Regions from separate parts of the Homo sapiens genome. Here region 2 is linked to region 1. The links are chromatin contacts, found by Hi-C or POLR2A ChIA-PET in ENCODE. All regions are on one chromosome and are shown on one strand. Each heading gives the region's core, a stretch centred on a gene start or an enhancer-like site at or near the end of the contact. The rest is flanking DNA. Distances are from core to core; before and after follow the strand shown.

Evidence for each region. Hi-C counts contacts between places; a loop is a spot of excess contacts on that map. ChIA-PET counts read pairs that join two places held with the same protein, here RNA polymerase II (POLR2A). Pooled maps may share reads with other maps.
Region 2: a map with no recorded cell type shows a loop between it and region 1 (7-fold over the local background). The contact joins the promoter of MAPK1 here to the enhancer-like site in region 1. A Hi-C loop is called at or near these places in 1 of 37 single-sample maps with no recorded cell type and 1 of 50 pooled maps. POLR2A ChIA-PET finds 5 or more read pairs at or near these places in 1 of 52 experiments (HEK293).

What each region holds. Positions count from the first base shown.
Region 1 is chr22:20,747,364-20,750,876 of GRCh38, reverse strand. It overlaps PI4KA (phosphatidylinositol 4-kinase alpha), which reads left to right. Exons shown (of 55, transcript NM_058004.4): 28 at 883-972; 29 at 3,175-3,294. Among named protein-coding and RNA genes, the nearest start is that of SERPIND1, 25 kb to the left of the region's middle. RefSeq lists enhancers at 432-551, 1,644-2,003, 2,074-2,253, 2,264-2,313. Within about 2 kb of position 1,981, at least 8 of the 41 ENCODE cell types and tissues checked have a DNase peak (open chromatin) inside an H3K27ac peak, as active enhancers do.
Region 2 is chr22:21,866,395-21,869,907 of GRCh38, reverse strand. MAPK1 (mitogen-activated protein kinase 1) reads left to right here and starts at 2,263. Exons shown (of 9, transcript NM_002745.5): 1 at 2,263-2,586. The coding sequence starts at 2,468. RefSeq lists a silencer at 2,093-2,332.

The DNA.
Region 1 (3,513 bases), core at 732-3,231:
CCAATGGGGAAACTGGCAGAATAAATCACTCCAAAAGAGGAGGATGTACTGGGTCTCTCCTCTCCCCAACTCGGTCTCAGAGCCCTCACTGTGGCAAGACTGCAACTCAGCTCACAGCTCCTTCAGCCTGGGCTGAGTCATGTCCTACCTCTGGACCTCTGCCAGACCAGCTGTCAATGGGGAGTTTCCCACAGAGTGGTGTGGCACCGAAGAGGATTTTGCCACGCAGAGCCTGCCCTTCCATCCAGTCCCAGACCCAGGACACAAGTTGCACAGTGTCCCTGTGACATGTTATTCTTGTAGATTCTGCCACAAACCTTGTGCAGGAATTACATACAGATCATAGTGTGTGTGGGCTTCCTGGCCCCAGGGGCCTTGAGGTTCAAACTTAGTGGCTGTGCTAGTCTCTTGGGCTTCTGTAGCAAAAGACAATAGACTGGGCAGCTTGAAAGGTCTTGACAGACATTGATTGTCTTACAGTTCTGAGGGCCGAAGTGTAAAATCAAAGTGTTGGCAGAGCTGGTTTCTGTGGAGACCTCTCTCCTTGGCTTGTGAATGGCAGCCTTCTCCCTGTGTCTTTACGTGTTCTTCCCTCTGTGCACACCCTCCTCCCTGCCCCAGTATTTCTGTGTGTCCAGATTTCCTCTGCACACACGTAAGGAAGGATACTGGCCAGATTGGATCAGGACCTACCCTATCAGCCTTTTAATTGAATCACCTCTTTAAAGCCCTATCTCCAAATGAGTTCCACTCTGAGGTACTGGTACCAGTTAAGGCGCAGCATAGGGATTTGGGGAGACATAGTTCAGCCCATGACAGTCACTACGGCAGCTCAGATGAACTGACCTCGGGTTGTTGAGAAGCAGCTTCACCCTCTTCCAGAGCATTGTGAAGGACTTCGCTGCACGCTGTGGGATGATCCTCCAGGAGGCCATGAAGTGGGCACCTACCGTCACCAAGTCCCACCTGCAGGTACTTGAAACCATCAAAAGGCAATTGCCATAAGCTCCTTCAAACTCCCAAAAAAGCTTTACAGAGACATGAAGAACTCAAAATCCAAATAGCACTAGTGTGAATGGAGACTGGAAGCATCAGTCTAGGGCCTGAGAATAATAGATGCCTCAGAGGCTGCTCTGTGTGTTAGGAGCGCCTGTGGGGCCAGTGCTGGCCAGGGCACAAGGAGGGCATCTGACGGCTCACACCAGGTGAGGTGCCAGGTCTGTGGCAAGACTTGGGGGCTGCTCACGAGAGGAAGGGCTTGTGTGGTGGATGTGGGAGGCTGCCAGATGGCAGCATCTCTAAGTGCCAAGTGCATTGCTGGCACCTGTGCCCAAAGGCAGGGGCCTGACCAAGGCTGGTGGAGCAGAGGCAGAGTTGGGGACTTGTGTCCCATTAAAGCTCCACATAAGCTGCACATGTAGGTGCATGGGAGTCTTTCAGACAAAAACACTGGTTTGGAAACTCAGATGGCCACGAAGTAAACCATGTAATGCCACAGGGTGTGAGAGGAAAGAATTGCCTTAAAAGGAATCAAAGATGAGAAAAATACCTCTGGAAGGAATCTGTGTTAGCAGAGAGTGGGTGTGCTGAGAGGAACTCTTGTGAGGTTTACCCTGGCAGCACTTTAAAGATGAAACAGGCTCAAAAGTGTTTCTGGTTGTGGAGTCCAGGAAGGATAGAGCAGCCAGCTCCAAGAGCCCTGAGAGCTGTGTGGAAACGCAGTGGCAAGAAACTATTTCCCTTTGTTCATTTACAGCAAAAGGGCCTCAGGTCCCAAGGCTGTCTGTCGTCTGAAGAGGGGAGGCCCCCTCTAATGCCTAGAAAGTTTAAGTGGACAAAAAAAGCAGCTGATAGAGCTTTTTACTTTCTCACGCAGGTCTGGCCTAAGAAGGAAATGGAAAATGAAAAGGCTTGAAGCGGTCTTGATTTTTCCACCAGGTGTCCCCTTGGCGTGCCCCAGGCCTGCCCTTTCACTTCCCCTGCAGTGTGCTTATTCCCCACCCTCCGTGCCCAGCCTCAGCCTTCCCCGAATCTGCCCTCTCCTCCACCCACCAGAGTAGTCTGGTTTTAATAGGGTATCTGGTCAGTGTACTTCCCTTTTAAACTTGATTATTAGTCACTCTTCATCGTCATAGTGTCCAAGGATGGGTTTCTGGAGCTCCAGGAGTCCCCCAAAACCATTGAGACAATTCTGCATGTATATACTCCTGTACATTTCTTCTTAAGGGAATTAGTTGGTTCACGCCTGTAAACAGGGCCTGCATCTGTTCCAGGCTTGCCCCCACCCTCGAGACCCTTGTCCTTGGTACTCCTGCAGGCTGAGCCCCCTGTGGTCCCCAGAGCAGGAGGCCTCCCTCACACCCCTGGGCTCTGCCAGGTATCCCATTGCCCAGCACCCTTCTCCCACTGGGTGGCCAGGTGGACACAGGTGTTGTTCTTCGTTCCTGCTGTCCAGTTCACCCACACCAGGCTGCTGGTATGCTGCAGTAGAGAACCGAGGCTCCACACCACACAGCCTGCCTGTTGACCGCAAGGCCAAGGCTTTGTAGCTTATTTGCCTGGTGGCTACCACAGCAGATGCTCAGCAAGGATGTGCTGAAAGAATAAATGGCCCTCTCCCATTGACGGTGCAACACCGCAGTGACTGCATGACAGCCGCTCGGGGAATTGGCCTTGTCCTCAGTCAAATGAGCAGTAGCTGGTCATAGAGGGGCTTTGACTTACTGACAGTCCCACAGCTAGTTAGGGAGGGGCAGACCCAGGACAGAAACCCAGTGTTTGGTCCATTTGCCCACACCTTAATTTATAAAGTTTTATTTTCCCCTTTAAATGAAATAGCAAGGCCAGGCACAGTGGCTCATGCCTGTAATCCTGACATTTTGGGATGCTGAGGCGGGAGGATCACTTGAGCCCAGGAATTCAAGCCAACCTGAGCAATATAGTGAGACACCATCTCTACAAAAAAAATTGCAAAATTAGCCAGGCATAGTGGCGTGCCCCTATAGTCCCAGCTACTTGGGAAGCTGAGGCGGGAGGATGGCTTGAGTCTAAGAGGTCGAGGCTGCAATGAGCCATGATCGTGCCACCACACTCCAGCCTGGGTGACAGAGCGAGACCCTGCCTCTAAAAAAATCAGATAAATAACTGAAACCCCATGTGTTTTTCCTATTTCAGGAATATCTGAACAAACATCAGAACTGGGTATCGGGACTGTCCCAGCACACGGGGCTGGCCATGGCCACTGAGAGCATCCTTCACTTTGCTGGCTACAACAAGCAGAACACAACTCTTGGGGTATGTGCGAGCCTTCTGAAGAGCAGTGACCCCTTAGACCATAGGAGCCACAGTGCAGGGGAAGGCTTAGAGCTCGGCTGTCGCTTTTCATGACGCACATGAGTACATGCAGGGTGCTGTGGATGTCTGTTGACAATGGTAGTGGTGCAAGCCGCACCTTGGCCCAAAGAAGAGGTGGCCATTGAAATGAGTGTTTCCTTATTGTGCTTTTTTTTTTTT
Region 2 (3,513 bases), core at 1,014-3,513, 1.1 Mb before region 1:
GGCCTCTTTTTTTTTTTTTTTTTTGAGACGGAGTCTCACTCTGTGGCCCAGGCTGGAGTGCAGTGGCGCGATCTCAGCTCACTGTAACCTCTGCCTCCCGAGTTCAAGCAATTCTCCTGCCTCAGCCTCCCGAGTAGCTGGGACTACAGGCACACCGGCAGGCCCAGCTAATTTTTTGTATCTTAGTAGAGACGGGGTTTCACCATGTTGCCCAGGCTGGTCCCCAGTTTCTGAGCTTGGGCAATCTGCCCTCCTCCGCCTCCCAAAGTGCTGGGATTACAGGCGTGAGCCACCGCGCCCGGCCGGTTATTGTGGTTTTAATTTCATGGTACTCCATTTATCTTGGCCTGTTTTTTAAAAAAATATGCAATGTCCTCTTTTGAGAATAAGAATTAGGTATTTTCTTTTTATTATTATTATTATACTTTAAGTTTTAGGGTACATGTGCACAATGTGCTGGTTAGTTACATATGTATACATGTGCCATGCTGGTGTGCTGCACCCATTAACTCAAGAATTAGGTATTTTCTAAAATTGGGTCCTGCTTCATGGGCTAAATATATTTTGAAGGAGTAAATTTTGGCTGGAGCAGTTTATTCCTTTTCTCATGTGTCACATCCTTTTTCCCCCACAGGATTTTTTGTTTGTTTGTTTCTCTGTTTTAGAGACAGGGTATTGCTGTGTTGCCCAGGCTAGTCTTGAATTCTTGGGCCCAAGTTGGGATTACAGGCGTGAGCCACCACACCAGCTTCCACCAGAGAGTTAAACAAACAAACAAACAAAAAACTTTGTTTATTCTCCTTTGAGATTGACTAATTAATCTTTGTTGATGTCTAGAAGTCAAGAGTTGATGGTTTTAAACTTGGAAGAGTTGAACAAAGAGGATATAGGGTCTGCCGCTCTTCCTTCTCCCTCCAAACATGGCAGGGGAAAAGGTTCAGAAGCAGTGCCTGGGTCATTGTCCGTCTCGTTGTCTTAGCTTTCCTTGGTATCCACCTGCTTCAGGACTCTAATTTTTATTTTTTCAACCTCTGTTGTTTGTGACTGTTTCTTAACCTGGTGTGTCTCTTTTTCTCTAAACCTCGATGTTTTGGTTTTAGTGACTCTATCTTTGCATTTCTATTTCATTACCTGCTCTGTCAGCATTTCTGCCTATCTGTACCAATCTCGGTCTGTCTCTGAACGCAAATGTATCTCTCATGTGTTTCGACCCACCACCCCCTAATCCCTTACTCTCTGCTTTGTCCTCCTGCCTCAGCCTCCCAAGTAGCTGGGATGACAGGCGCCCACCACTGCGCCCGGCTAATTTTTGTATTTTTAGTAGAGACAGGGTTTCGCCATGTTGGCCAGGCTGGTCTTGAACTCCTGACCTCGTGATCCGCCCGCCTCGGCCTCCCAAAGTGCTAGGATTACAGGCGTGAGCCACCTCGCCCGGACTTAATTTTTGTATTTTTAGTAGAGACCTGGTCTCAAACTCCTGACCTCAAGTGATCCGCCCGCCTCGGCCTCCCAAAGTGCTGGGATGATAGGCGTGAGACACCGCGCCCTCCCTTCTGCTTTGTACTTCTTCATCGTACTTATCACAACTTGAGCATTACACGTATTTGTCTGTCTCCTCTCTCTAAAAGGTAACTTCTATAAGGGTGGATCCCCAGGAACATGGAGTGTGCTCAACAAACATCTGAACTAACCTGATTGGCGTATCCTCTCAGTGTCTCCTTTTAGTCTCGACAATTGTGTTTCACACTTTCTCAGTATGCAAATATCTTTCTCGGTCTGGGTCATGCCTTTCGGTTTCTGCCCCAGTGCAGAGGCCTCTAAGTTTATCAGCGTGTGGACCACAGATTCGCAGAGGCCTGAGCTGCGGCGCTGCCGGGATATGGCGCGTCGTCGGGCCTCAAGCACAGCCCGGGGTCCCTCGCTGGCTCTGTTCGGACCCTGCTCGGTCGCTCGCCTGGGCCCCAGCCATCTCTCACTTCAGCCCATGAGTTCTGCCCCACGTCTGTCTCCCTGGGTGTCTTAAGAGACGCGACCCGCACCGACGCCCCCGCGAATGCACCGCGAATGCACGTGACCGCGCCTAGTGGCGCCCCCTCAGTCAACGCCGTCGCAGTGCCCCTCCCGAAGCCCGCCGCTTCCGCCGGCCCGCGCGGCCCCGCCCCCAGCCGCGAGGAACCAATCCGCATGCACACTTCTTGTCCCCGCCCCGGCACCCTCCTCGGCGCGCGCCCCTCCCTCCGCCCGCCCGCCGGCCCGCCCGTCAGTCTGGCAGGCAGGCAGGCAATCGGTCCGAGTGGCTGTCGGCTCTTCAGCTCTCCCGCTCGGCGTCTTCCTTCCTCCTCCCGGTCAGCGTCGGCGGCTGCACCGGCGGCGGCGCAGTCCCTGCGGGAGGGGCGACAAGAGCTGAGCGGCGGCCGCCGAGCGTCGAGCTCAGCGCGGCGGAGGCGGCGGCGGCCCGGCAGCCAACATGGCGGCGGCGGCGGCGGCGGGCGCGGGCCCGGAGATGGTCCGCGGGCAGGTGTTCGACGTGGGGCCGCGCTACACCAACCTCTCGTACATCGGCGAGGGCGCCTACGGCATGGTGTGGTGAGTGTCCGCGACCGGCCACGCCCGGCCCCCCCACCGCCCGGGGCCGCAGCGGACGCAGCCTCGGCCTCGCCCGCGCCTCGGCCTCAGGCGCCGCGGCGACCTCGAACCCGGACTTCACCGCGGTCCGCGCGCCAGGGCTCGGGCGCGGCCCCGGGCCGGTTGAGGTTTAGGTGTTGTTGCTCGCGGTTCCCGGGCCTTCGGTCGCTCGGGAAGGGGCTCAGGGAGTGGCGCGGGGGGCGTAGGCCGGTACTAGTGGACCCTTGGCCCCGGGCGCAGCGCGGCCTTTAAAGTCTGGACCCTCGGGAAGGCAACGGAAGGGTCCCCACCCCTCAATTTGCTAGTATCATGGCCTTCTTTTGGACTTTCGATTGTAAAACTGTGAATTCCATCAGATGCTTGTCGGTGTTGGCGGCGGTGGCTGCTGAGGTCCTGAAAGCGTTTTGCCTCCGCGTGTGTGCAGAACACCGAAATAATCGTTTTTCTCTCTTCGCCTCTGTTTGCAGCCAACGGCTTTCATTAAATATCCTCAGCGGTGCTAATGGTGGTCTCCGCGCAGGCTTTCTAAAATGGATTACTGACGCCAGTGTTGGTGGCATATTTCCGTCTTGAAGTTTTTACTTCTAAGTGGATTTTAATATCGTACTGCTGGCGTTTCAGGAAGGATAAACTAACATTACTCTCTTGATTTGTTAAAGATCCGTTTAGAGTTGGGCCTAATTTGACTTTTTTTTTAGCCCCCAAGTGAGCTCTTTTACCAGCATAAATGCTCCCAGATGTTTTAGCCCAATTGCTATGGACTCCTGTTAATGATTTAGTGGTCATTATGTATGCAGCCTTAATGGAGTTCTTGCAGAATCACACGTAGACTCCCTCATCTTGATTCAGGTCCCTTAGAAAAGTGAAATGATAGTGACGGTTTTTTTT